Regions from separate parts of the Mus musculus genome. Here region 1 is linked to region 2. Evidence: chromatin loops called from intact Hi-C (ENCODE). Cell type or tissue: left cerebral cortex. All regions are shown on one strand. Each heading gives the region's core, and the rest is flanking DNA. Links, peaks and the distances in the headings are about the cores only. Region 1 has its middle 37 kb from the start of Olfm1. Region 2 holds the start of F730016J06Rik (a long non-coding RNA gene).

Region 1 (5,375 bases), core at 204-5,203, 72 kb before region 2:
TCTCTCTCTCTCTCTCTCTCTCTCTCTCTCTCTGTGTGTGTGTGTGTGTGTGTGTGTGTGTAAGGGCAGAGGTTGATATTAGGTGTCTTCCTTATTTTTGACACAGGGTCTTTCACAGAGCCCAGAGCTTACCTATTCACTGGTCGGCTGAACAGTAACTCTGGGGATCTGCCTATCTTCAAATGCACCCCCACCCCATTATGGTTCTGGGATCACAGGTGTGTGCCACCACGTCTTCACATGGGTGCTGGGGAGTTGGACCCTGTTCCTTATGCTTACATGGCAAACACTGACAGAGCCATCCCTGACAGCATCCCCGTCTCATTCTTGAGCCCGAGGGAAGAATGTGAAGCCTGCAGGGCAAGGGTCTGTGCAGAAGCAGAGCTGTCACTCACAGGACATTAGTTGGGGACATCTGCATGGCTCTGTCTAGCTTTGCTGCCATCCAGAATGAGTGAGAATGGAGGACCTGGGAGAGAGAGGCCTGGAAGGCAAGATGCCCTCAGCTTTGCCTTGTGTATCATTTCCGACTGGCTCAGTGTGTGCCCAGCGCCTTACCTGCTCCTACATCTGGAACAGGTGCCAGCAGCTGCTGGTGGAACAAATACAAATCAGTAGACAGGAGCCTCGATGATGAGCAAGCTTTCTTGGAAGCTGCAGGTGGTGACGGGTGAGGACCGGGGGTTGAGCATATGTTGTCCTTGTCATTCAGGGTAGCCCTGTGACTGAGACTGAGAAAGAGTGTCAGATGCTCTCTCCTGGATCACTGAAGTCAGCCTGGTCCTTCTGGCCCCTCTTTAACCGGCAACTCCCGCCTTCCCCATGATGTCTGCCTATCATGCTGATATATGCCTCATGTTCTCTTCAAAGATTCACCTCATCTACCTGTGTCTAGTAGTCAGGCTGTCTCAAGCTCAGAAGACCCAGCTCTCTTTCAGGGATGGAGGCCTCTCAACTTTGGCTTGAAAACTAATCTTGCTGGATGAAGGGTGCCTTGTGGGGTCTGAGCAAAGGCCCTCATGGCTACTGCACCCTATGAGGCTCTTGGTTTCTGGCCATCCTTGCTGGGGAGCCAGAAATAGGAATGGGCAGTGATGGCGGGCGGCACGGGGTGATCGATGACTGAGGAAAATCAGAGTGTCCATGATTACTTTGGTCTAGCCCATCTGCTCTGGAGAGGCTGAGGGAATGAGGTTTTGGGTAGAACTGATTTTATTCCTGGAAATGAGAATGTGAACGGTGTTAGCACCCGCTCCAGGAATCTACCCAGTTCCCAGCTGAGCCAGGCTCAGTTGCAGATGGCTAGCCCTGCCCTGCCTCGTGCTGCCCTGGCCAGGCTGGGTGCAGACAAGAATCCCTAGGGTTACGTCTGTAAGTTATTGGTGTACCTATCCAGGGAACAGCAGTGCTTGGCTTCCATTGTGTCCTACATCTTGTCAGAGAGAGAGAGAGAGAGAGAGAGAGAGAGAGAGAGAGAGAGAGAGAGAGAGAGAGAGAGAGAGAGACCCCCTTGATGCTCTCAGCAGGGGTAGTTGCTATTTCCCATTGTTGAAGCAAGATGTAGTATTCCTCAGTAGACCCCCCCCCCTTCCTCTGGCTTGTACCCAGTCCGGGTGCCCTGGGAAGATGCAGGTACCTTGCATACTCAGGGGTCAATAATTTCATACCCCTTCCTTACTCTAAGCACCCCCAATGCCAACAGCCTGGATTCTCCAAACATCAGATGAAAATAATCCTTTAATTACCCATGCAGGCAAATTTAGGAGTGCGAAGAGAGGGGGCGAAATGGAAAAAACGGTGGACTCAGTTGCTGCTGACATTGATTTCTCAGAGCTTTGCTGGGCGGGAGTCGTGCTGAGAGAGTGTAGGCTGAGTGTTATGCAGAGAGAATGAAGGCAGCCCTGCATCGCAAGCTGGCGTGTGGGCAGCTGCGTTCACAAGCAGCCCCCCCCCTTACAAACGTGTCTACACGGCAGGTGTCTGTGCTGCCCTGCTGCATGTGAGCCCTTCTGTTATATGCACCACCCAAGTAGCCCTACGTGGATCTAGGATGCCAGGGCAGAATCATTTTCTCTGGTCTGTCGTGACTTTCATCTGCTTTCAGGGTTTGCTCACCCTGATTCCTCTGCCCCTTTGACTTTGGCTGCAGGCCCAGTCAGCTCAGCCACTCACCAGGGAAATCCAGGTATCCACTTCTAGCTGGATGACTACATCAGCCTGGGGGTAGAGGATGTAAGAGGATTGAGAGGGAAGCGCTGGTGGTTGGGCAAGAGACTTCATTCTGCATAACAGCCATGGCCCATTTCTCTGAGATGTCCACCAGTCACCAAGCCTGCCTGGTAGGGAGCACTTGGGAGATCATCTCACTCCCAGCTAAGCTTCTGCAGCTGAACTAGCATTCTAGGCCTTGTGTGGGACCCACTGCACCAGGGGGATGGGCTGGTTGATTGGTGGGTGGATTTATAAATAGGTGGACAGGAAGGTTAATGGATGGATGCATAGATGTGTAGATGAACAGGTGGCTGGGTAGATGGGTGGGTGAATAATGAATGGATAGATGGATTGGCTGATGAATGGATGCACATATGGATAGATGAGCAGGTAAATGAATGAATAGATGAATGGACCCATTGAAGAACCAATGGATGGATGGTGGGTGGATGGATAATGGATAGATGGATGGACAGATGGATGGATGGATGGTGGATGGATGGATAGGATAGGATAGGCAGCAGGAGCAATGGGTAGGTGAACACACAGAAATGAATAGATGGTGTGCTGGTTAATTTTATGTCAATGTGACACATGCTAGGCTTCTTTTGGAAGCGAGAACTTCAACTAAGAAAATGCCCCCACCAGATTGGCTTGTTGGCAAGCCTGTGGTACATTTTCCTTCACTGATGGTTGATGTGTGAGGGCCCAGCTTACTGTAGGTGGTTCCACCCCTGGGTTGGTGGTCCTGGGAAGCTATAGGAAAGCAGGCTGAGCAAGCTGGGAGAAGCAGGCCAGCAAGGAGCACTCTCCAAGACTTCTGCTTCAGTTCCTGACTCTAGGAACTCCTTGAATTCCTGCCATGACTTCCCTCATTAATGGACTGTAACCTGAGGGTTATAAGCTGAAATAAACCCGTTCTTCCTCAAGTTGTTTTGATTATAGTGTTTTATTACAATAATAGAATCCTAACAAAGATGGCTAATCTGATAGGTGTGTATCTTTATATACATACATAGGTAACACATGCTAATAGGGACATGTTCCCATATATATGCACTTACATATGAGAAAATACACACATTGCATGGATACATGTGCACACCTTCACACATGCTCATGTGTATATGCACATGCGCTTATGCATGTACATAACACCATGCACGTTTGTTTTGCAGACGCAGCATGATACACCCCGCACACTCTGTTTCCTCCATTTCTGTCTGCTTCTCTGCCATTTCGGATGGACTTTTCTCACTCTGAAATCACCACTGCCCTCCCACTGCACAAGCTGATTTGCTACTGAGGATCCCAGACACTGTTTCTAGAATCTTACAATGGGAAGTATTGCTTCGCACAGCCTGGGTTCGGTACACAGATGCATGTGCAGGATGGAAAAAGCCTAGCCTTGAGTTACCAGCATCTTTATCCTGGTAGGCATCCCTGAATCAGCTTCCAAAGAGTCAAGTCTGCATTTCCTCAACAATCTCACCAGCTGTTCTAACCACTAGAAAGCATCGCAAATTGATACTTCTAATGTAATTAGTGGGCTTTCCCTCGGCGTTCAATGGCCATTTCCTTCTTTCTTAGTTCTTTGTCCAGGTACTTGGGCTACTGTTTTTCTGTAGAGTTGCCAACCCCAAAATTAGGCTAGGTAGCCACGGGTGGGCATAGCATCCTGATCTCAATGAGGATACTGGATAGGGAAAGTGCATAACTCCCACCCCAGGCAGGTGATGTTTAATGATAGCTAACTTCCTAGCCTGGAACTCAGCTCCAACCCTAAACCGCTGCATTGGGTTGCCCTCACCCAGGACATTCCTGATCTGGGTAGGCATTCAGCACACAAGCAGTAAAGATGCAGGCTGCTGACTTTAAGGGGTGACCCATAGCTAGTGCACAGGTTGGGTCAGCAGCCTTGGGAAGTTTCTACCCCTCAGAAGAGGGGTTAAATGGGGTCCAGACCTGCAGGCTGCCTGCCCTGCACTCCCTGTTCATAAGATGGGTTTCGGCCCAGAATTCCCTGTGGCCAACATGGAAAGACACTCTAGCAAAAGCTCTGTTGGCCTTTAACCCCTGTTCTTAGTATGTGCTGCAGAACCCACCCTGCCTCTTGCCCCTCTCTGTGCTGTGATCCATTGGCCCTCTTACCCCACATCTGAGTGAGGACAGCTGAGCTGACTCTTCCTTCCACCAGGGTCCAGATCAACCAAACCCACGTGCTCCCACTGGGGGTGGTGGAGATGCTGGGCAGCCTACCTATGGGCTGGGCAGAGTCCAAGGTTGAGGGAGTCCAGGGCCCGCAGCTTGTAGTGATGCCCCGAGGTGACAAATGACAGATGGTGAATCGAGTCTACACCCTGGCAGTAGCAACCATCCTTGGTCATCAGCTAGCCTCTGCCTCCAGTCCTCCTGCTCCATGTGTGTGCTCTGCTAGGCTGCTTCCTCGGCTGCTGGCCCCCAGTCAGAACAAAGCCTTCACTTCCACAGACGTCACTGTTAGGGAGAAGCAAGCCCAACACTCGCTTCTCTGAATCAACAATGAAAAGTCCACTGCTGGCTCTCCATCCTTCCAGATTCCACTATTCTGTGTTCTTCTAGCCAAAAACAAATCCAACGAGCTATCTGATATGCTGTCAGCATGCTGTAGCCATTACCCGTCATGGCAGGCTGGCCTTGCCCTGACTCCTGTGAACCCGTAGGCAGTAGAGCTGGAAGTTGCCCCCTGGCCTCACTGTGGCTTCTGCTAGGTAGCATCAGCATACCATGTAGTCCTACTGAGTGACCTTATACAACTTACAATTGGCAGAGACAAGGCCATTTTACAGAATCTTTGAGTATTATGTCTGTGTTGAGTATTGAGTCTGTGTTATGCAGCTGCTGGTGTTGTTAGTCACAAAATGTGTGAGGGCTGCAAACAGTGGGACAAAGACGATGACATTTAAGGAGACTCAAGAACAGATTTAAATAAATTAAAACCCAGTATCTTTCCATTTGCTCTAGTGTTAACACTAGGGTATAATGTATTTTCTTATGGTTTCTATCTCTTTGTCTGTCTGTCTCGTGTGTGTGTGTGTGTGTGTGTGTGTGTGTGTGTGTGTGTGTGTCTGTGTCTGTGTCTGTGTCCTTCTACACTATGAGAAAGCCTAGCCATGGATGTGATC
Region 2 (5,375 bases), core at 127-5,126:
TCTCCCACTCTGGGCAGCTTCCCACCCCCTGCTCACCTACGGGTCACCTTTACGCTTGGTGTCAGGTGTGAAGCAATCAGCCCTGTATTTTGTATTGCATGGTGGGAGTGCAAAATAAATGTTTAATTTATCACTAGCTCCAGGAACAGGGAGAAAAAAATAATAAAAATTCTGTCTCAAGCACCTAGAACATATTATTTACAGCCCCAAACTTTCACAACAATTTGAATGCAAAGCAGGATGGGCTGTATTTATAGCACGATGTCCCAATTGCAAAAGAAGGCGTCTGCGAGCAAAACAGCACTTTCCTTTAAACTGCTCGCTGAGAAACCGGGGAGAGGCTTTGCTTTCCCAGAGAGGCTGCGCACTGAAAATGTGCAGGTACCCAGGCAGAGGGAACAAAAGCGATGAGAAAGGGCGGCGGGCAGGCGGGCGTTGGCAGCCCCCACCGGCGGAGCTGGACTGCTTTCTTTTCATTTAAAATAACATTTTTATTGATTCTTATGCAGGTCCCTGTGAGGGTGGGAAACTGACTGATGCCTCCAGGAGAAACAACTTGGGAGAAAGCCCTTGGTGGTCCTGGTAGCGTATTGTCTCCACCCAGGTGTGGGAGGAGTCAGAGGAACCCAGCTGACTCAGTTTCCCCTCTCTTAGGAACTGAAGCAGCTTCTCTTTCCTTGGGGCTGAGATGATTAATGAGGAGCCGAGGAGAGCTTTGAAGATGAAAAATCTCCCCGCTGTCCCAGGGATTAATCATCGTATAATATAATGCATGTTCCATAGCACTGTGGCGACTTAATTACCTACAGTCACCGAAATTATTTTCCTCCCGCGCCTCCCAGGAGAAATGGTCCCCCCTGTTTTGAGCCCCAAAGCCACAGCCCAGATTCTCAGCGAATCAAAGCTTCCCAGTTTCCCGCAGCCACAGAGAAGCTGAAGGCTTCCAGGGATTGAGAAACAAAGGCATTCAAGTAGAGATGCCTCAGATAGATCGCAATAGGGGGCTGGGGGGCAGGGCAGGGAAGGGAAGGGGACAGAAGTGGCTCTTTGTCACTTGAAGAACTTGCCTATTCCCTTCAAGTCAGTGAAAGTGTCCTTGGTCCCTCACAGAGATGCACTGGTGGGCAGGGAGTACGGGTTAAAACCCCCCTCCCCTTCAGCTGGTCAGCCTCTGTTCCCAGCCGTGGCCAGTAAGACAAGGGACTGTCTCTATTGACCCTTTCTGAGATGATGACCACTGGGTGTCCATTCTTGCTTATCTGGGGGCTTGCCATTGAGCTGTGTGGGCCAAAGCCTATACCGTTTAGTTTGTATTGTCAACTTGACACAAACCAAGTCTCCCAGGAAGAGGGAACCTCAAGCAAGAAATTGACTGTCAGATTGGCCCATGTGCCTGTGTGAAACACATTTTTTTTGATTGTTTCTCCATGGATTCTACTTCCTGCTCCTGCCTGGAGTTCCTGCCCCGATCCATCAGTCCTCAGTGATGGGCTGTCGCCTTTAAGCTGAAATCAAGCCCTTGCTCCTTACATTGGTTCTGGTCACGGTGTTTATCACAGCAACAAACATCAAGGTAGAACCAAGGGCTTTCTCATCTGTGAATGGCACCCTTGGGCTGGCGTGCTTGGATGAGGGAGCTCAGTGGGTTGGAGACAGGTTGAGAGTTCACTTTGTGGCCATTTGTAATGCTTATCTTGACCTCACTGTGACCTTCATTCCTGACAGAAACCATTTGAAGGATGACAATTTTTAAAAAATTTATATATGCTAAGTACACTGTAGCTGTCTTCAGACACACCAGAAGAGGGCATCGAATCCCATTACAGATGATTGTGAGCCACTGTGTGGTTGCTGGGAATTGAACTCAGGACCTCCGGAAGAGCAAGCAGTCAGTGCTCTTGACCACCGAACCATCCCTCCAGCCCAACGGATTGTCCTTGACTCAGTGTTTCAGTGAGTTTCCACCCGTTGTGGCAGCAATGACTCAATCCGTAGCAGCGGGAGCTTGTGGAAGAACTGTCCACATCACAGATGGCCAGACTCTCCCAAGAATCTGCCTCTGACAACCCATTTCCACCTACCCAGCTCCCCTCCTAATGGTCCCGCCTCCTCCCAAAACAGGGCTACCAACTGAGGACTCAGAGTTCAAACCATGAGCCCATGGGTACATTTCACCTTCAATTCATGGCACCATCCATTAATTCAAATTGGCACTCAGCATCCTGGCCACCAGATTAGGTGGCATTTGGATGCCTTTCAAAGACTAGGTCAAGTATTTTTATTATATTTGGCCATTGAAAGAACAGATTCCACTGCAGGGGGGTTGGAAAGCAAACTCTTTCTTGTCTTGACACAGATAAGAAAGGAGAGTCACCCTGGCTTGTGGACACCCCAAAACATTTCTTTCTTATCTTTTTTGTAGGCATCTGTTTACCTTACGTGGCCAAGATCCACCTGGTTGACCTTCTCTTAGCATGGAAACAGGAAGCCTCTGAGAGGAGAAATGGGCTCAATGCCTGTCCATTTGCTGTGTGCTTTCTGGCCACCCACACACCCCCTCTGGGCTTTGTAATTCTGTAGGACAGGGCTGAGACTGCTATGAAAACAAGTAGGCTTCTGGGATAGGAACATACGCTAGTGCTTGGCTTGTGGCTCAGCTGTTGCCCTGTCAGTGGTTGTCTTGGCTGCTCCCCACCTCAGTGGAGTGTTCTGTTCCTTCTGGTTTTTACCCCATCTTATCTTTCAGCAATCACTGATCTCCACCCAACACAGTGCGTGCTTACGTTTGCCTTTATGCACACCCCCAATGCAGGAGGAAGTCAGGAAGTTTCCGAAGGTGACCTGCTGACCATGTACAGGCCCAGCGTCCTGCTCAGTAACTGTCCAGCAGAGGATAGGAGCCTGGAAGGGCTGCTTGGGAGGGGTACTTGGGTCTGAGTAGAGAAAGAAGCCCATGCACAGGAGATGGCAGAGAGTCTTGGTAGTATGGCTGGAGGAAGCTGTCTGCTCTGTGGCTGACTGCTTAGCTGCCCCTCCCCAGAGGCACATGCACAGTGTCAGCAGGGACCTTTCTATGGCCTTTCTCTCACCATAGAAAGGTCAAGGCCATTGGGCACAGAGTCTCTCTGCTTAGATAACCCTGCTTGGGTCTGTGATAGACTCAGCAGCAAACTGTTGGAGGGCTGTTCACTGGGAGAGAAGCCACTGGCCTGAGGCAAAGAAGGGCTTGCGGTTGTTTGGAACCCAGCTGTCATGGAGAATCATATCCTACCCTGCTCCTGGTCCTCACCTGGGACGGAGAGGCCTCTGGATGGTGAAATTAGTCTTGGAATCTTCTTCTGAACCACCTTGAAAGCTGTGAGTTAACTGTGCTGTGCTCAGTGTTCTGCGTGACTTGTGAGCATGACCCTGGCCAGCATCCTGCACCCAGTTGCAACACTGAACTAAGCAGGAAACCCCAAGTCGCCCGACCCTGGACCTTAGTTCTGGGTTATGTTTTCAGAGTCTGGCTTCCAGATCCAGCCAGTCCAGATGTCACAACCTCAGCCAGGTCACATCCCACCATGCCTTCCACCCTCAGTTTCATGGGGTCCCTTTAGGATTCGTTACAGTGGCTCTAAATGCAGTCTGTGCTTCTCCCCAACAAGCCAGCGTAGGGAAGGTGTCGTGAAGGCAGTGGCCAAAACAGAACCTCATCTGGAACCAGGAGACTGATGCAGGCAAGCCTTGGTTAGCACCAAAGCAAAACCTATCCATACGTTAGGTTCCCTGAGTCATTTTCAGGGCCGAGAGAACCTCTCAAGATCAACCTTCATCAGCCTTCCATCCATCCATCTACCTATCCACCCATGCACCCACTCACTAGTCTACTTGCTCACCCATCCATCTGTCCACCAGTCCATCCACTTATCTACACAACTATCCACCCACTCAACCACCCATCCACTTATCCATCCACGTATTCATCTACCCACCCACCTATCAGTGAGTCTATTTGTCCATGCATCCATCCATCTGTACATCCATTTGCACATCCACTCATGATCCATTTATCTACTCACCTCCATATCCATCCCAGTTAGGGTTCCTATATCTATGATAAAACACCATTACCAAAAGCAATTTGGTGAAGAAAGGGTTTACCTCAGCTTAGAACTCTCAGGTCACACTCCATCACTGAGGTAAGTCTGGGCAGACACAGGTCCAGAGGCTATGGCAGTGGGGTCAGCTGAGTCTATCAGGCAGCCCTAACAGGATGCTGTGGGAGGAGTCTGCACAGAGGAACAACAGCACACTTTTCTCTCTGTGCCTGGTTCTGTGTTGGGGGTGAGGGTCACACAGGGACCTTCCAGGCTGCAGCTCTATAGCATGGTGGAGCTCCAACTGAGAGGCATGGGAGGTGAGGATTGGGGGTGGGACCCTGAGGCAGGAGGAGGAAAAGCATTCATATCTACAGCACTGAACGAAGACTGGATGGGGCCTGAGAAGAGATGCTGTGTTCTTCATCCCCTGTGGCTGAGGCAGCTGAAGCTCAGAACAGGCAGCGGAGGTTCTACTGCCTTCTCCAGATCAACTCTAAGGTGTTCAAGGCATCTGGAAACTTCTAGAAGCAGGGAGAACCAGCTTTCCAGGCCTGTACATGATGCCCTTAGATTTAGTATCATAATCCCACTAACAATGGGAGCCTGAAGCCCAGAGGAGCAGACTGGCACCCAAAGGTCTCCTTGCATTGTTTCTGGAGGTGACAGCCTTTGCTTTGTTGCCCAGGTTGAAGAGTGACAATTGAAGGGTGAATAATACCGTCCTTAGGCAAGCATCCAGGTTGCCAGCTTCAGGATTATCCCCTTACTCCATGCTTGAGGGAAAACAGAGAGGACAGTTGATCTCTGGGCCTCAGAGCAGGAGAAACCTCTTTCTCTGGGCCCCAGGGAGCATGTGGTGTGGTGAGTGGAGAGTCCTTCCCTGGCTAGGCCTAGCATTTGCCAGCAAGAGTGGGGCAGGAGCACATTGGGCTGCCCCTCCCTGAGACCCCCTTTGACTATGTCTATTGCTGTCATGTCCAAGTCAGGCCCTCAGTGTTACCCTTACTCCCAGGACAGTGGTCTGGCCTCAAGAAAGCCAAGAAGAGAATCTCAGAGGGAGGGAGGCATGACACCTTCCACCACTGGTCCAGGGACACTCCCTTTGCTGAAGCCGGACCTGATCTCTGCTTTAGGAAAAAGCCAGTCCACATTGGCTGATGGGCTTGGAGGTCTTCCAGAATCCCAGAGCACCTTGCCTCCATCCTTTGGGGTCTGGCAGAGTTGCTGGATAGAAAGCCAGGGGCGTGCCTTGGTTTCAGAGGCTTTCTCCTTGGTTCCATTGTTCCAGTTAGA

What was found. Hi-C counts contacts between places; a loop is a spot of excess contacts. Peaks named below come from ENCODE experiments on the same cell type or tissue, not always from the same donor. Only the 100,000 strongest peaks of a DNase experiment are listed, where the experiment ranks them.
Region 1: it touches region 2 in a loop (4-fold over the local background); 4 of 42 quality-filtered maps call a loop at or near these places.

The regions. Positions count from the first base shown.
Region 1 is chr2:28,166,059-28,171,433 of GRCm38, reverse strand. No RefSeq gene overlaps it. Among named protein-coding and RNA genes, the nearest start is that of Olfm1, 37 kb to the left of the region's middle. In left cerebral cortex, for the core only: no CTCF peak of the experiment used is centred there; DNase peaks (open chromatin) are centred at 1,227, 1,874, 2,869, 4,888 and 1 more place; H3K27ac peaks cover 2,992 bases.
Region 2 is chr2:28,094,306-28,099,680 of GRCm38, reverse strand. It overlaps F730016J06Rik (a long non-coding RNA gene), which reads right to left and starts at 4,336. Exons shown (of 10, transcript XR_003953783.1): 1 at 4,144-4,336. In left cerebral cortex, for the core only: no CTCF peak of the experiment used is centred there; DNase peaks (open chromatin) are centred at 316, 786, 2,014 and 2,527; H3K4me3 peaks cover 648 bases; H3K27ac peaks cover 1,163 bases.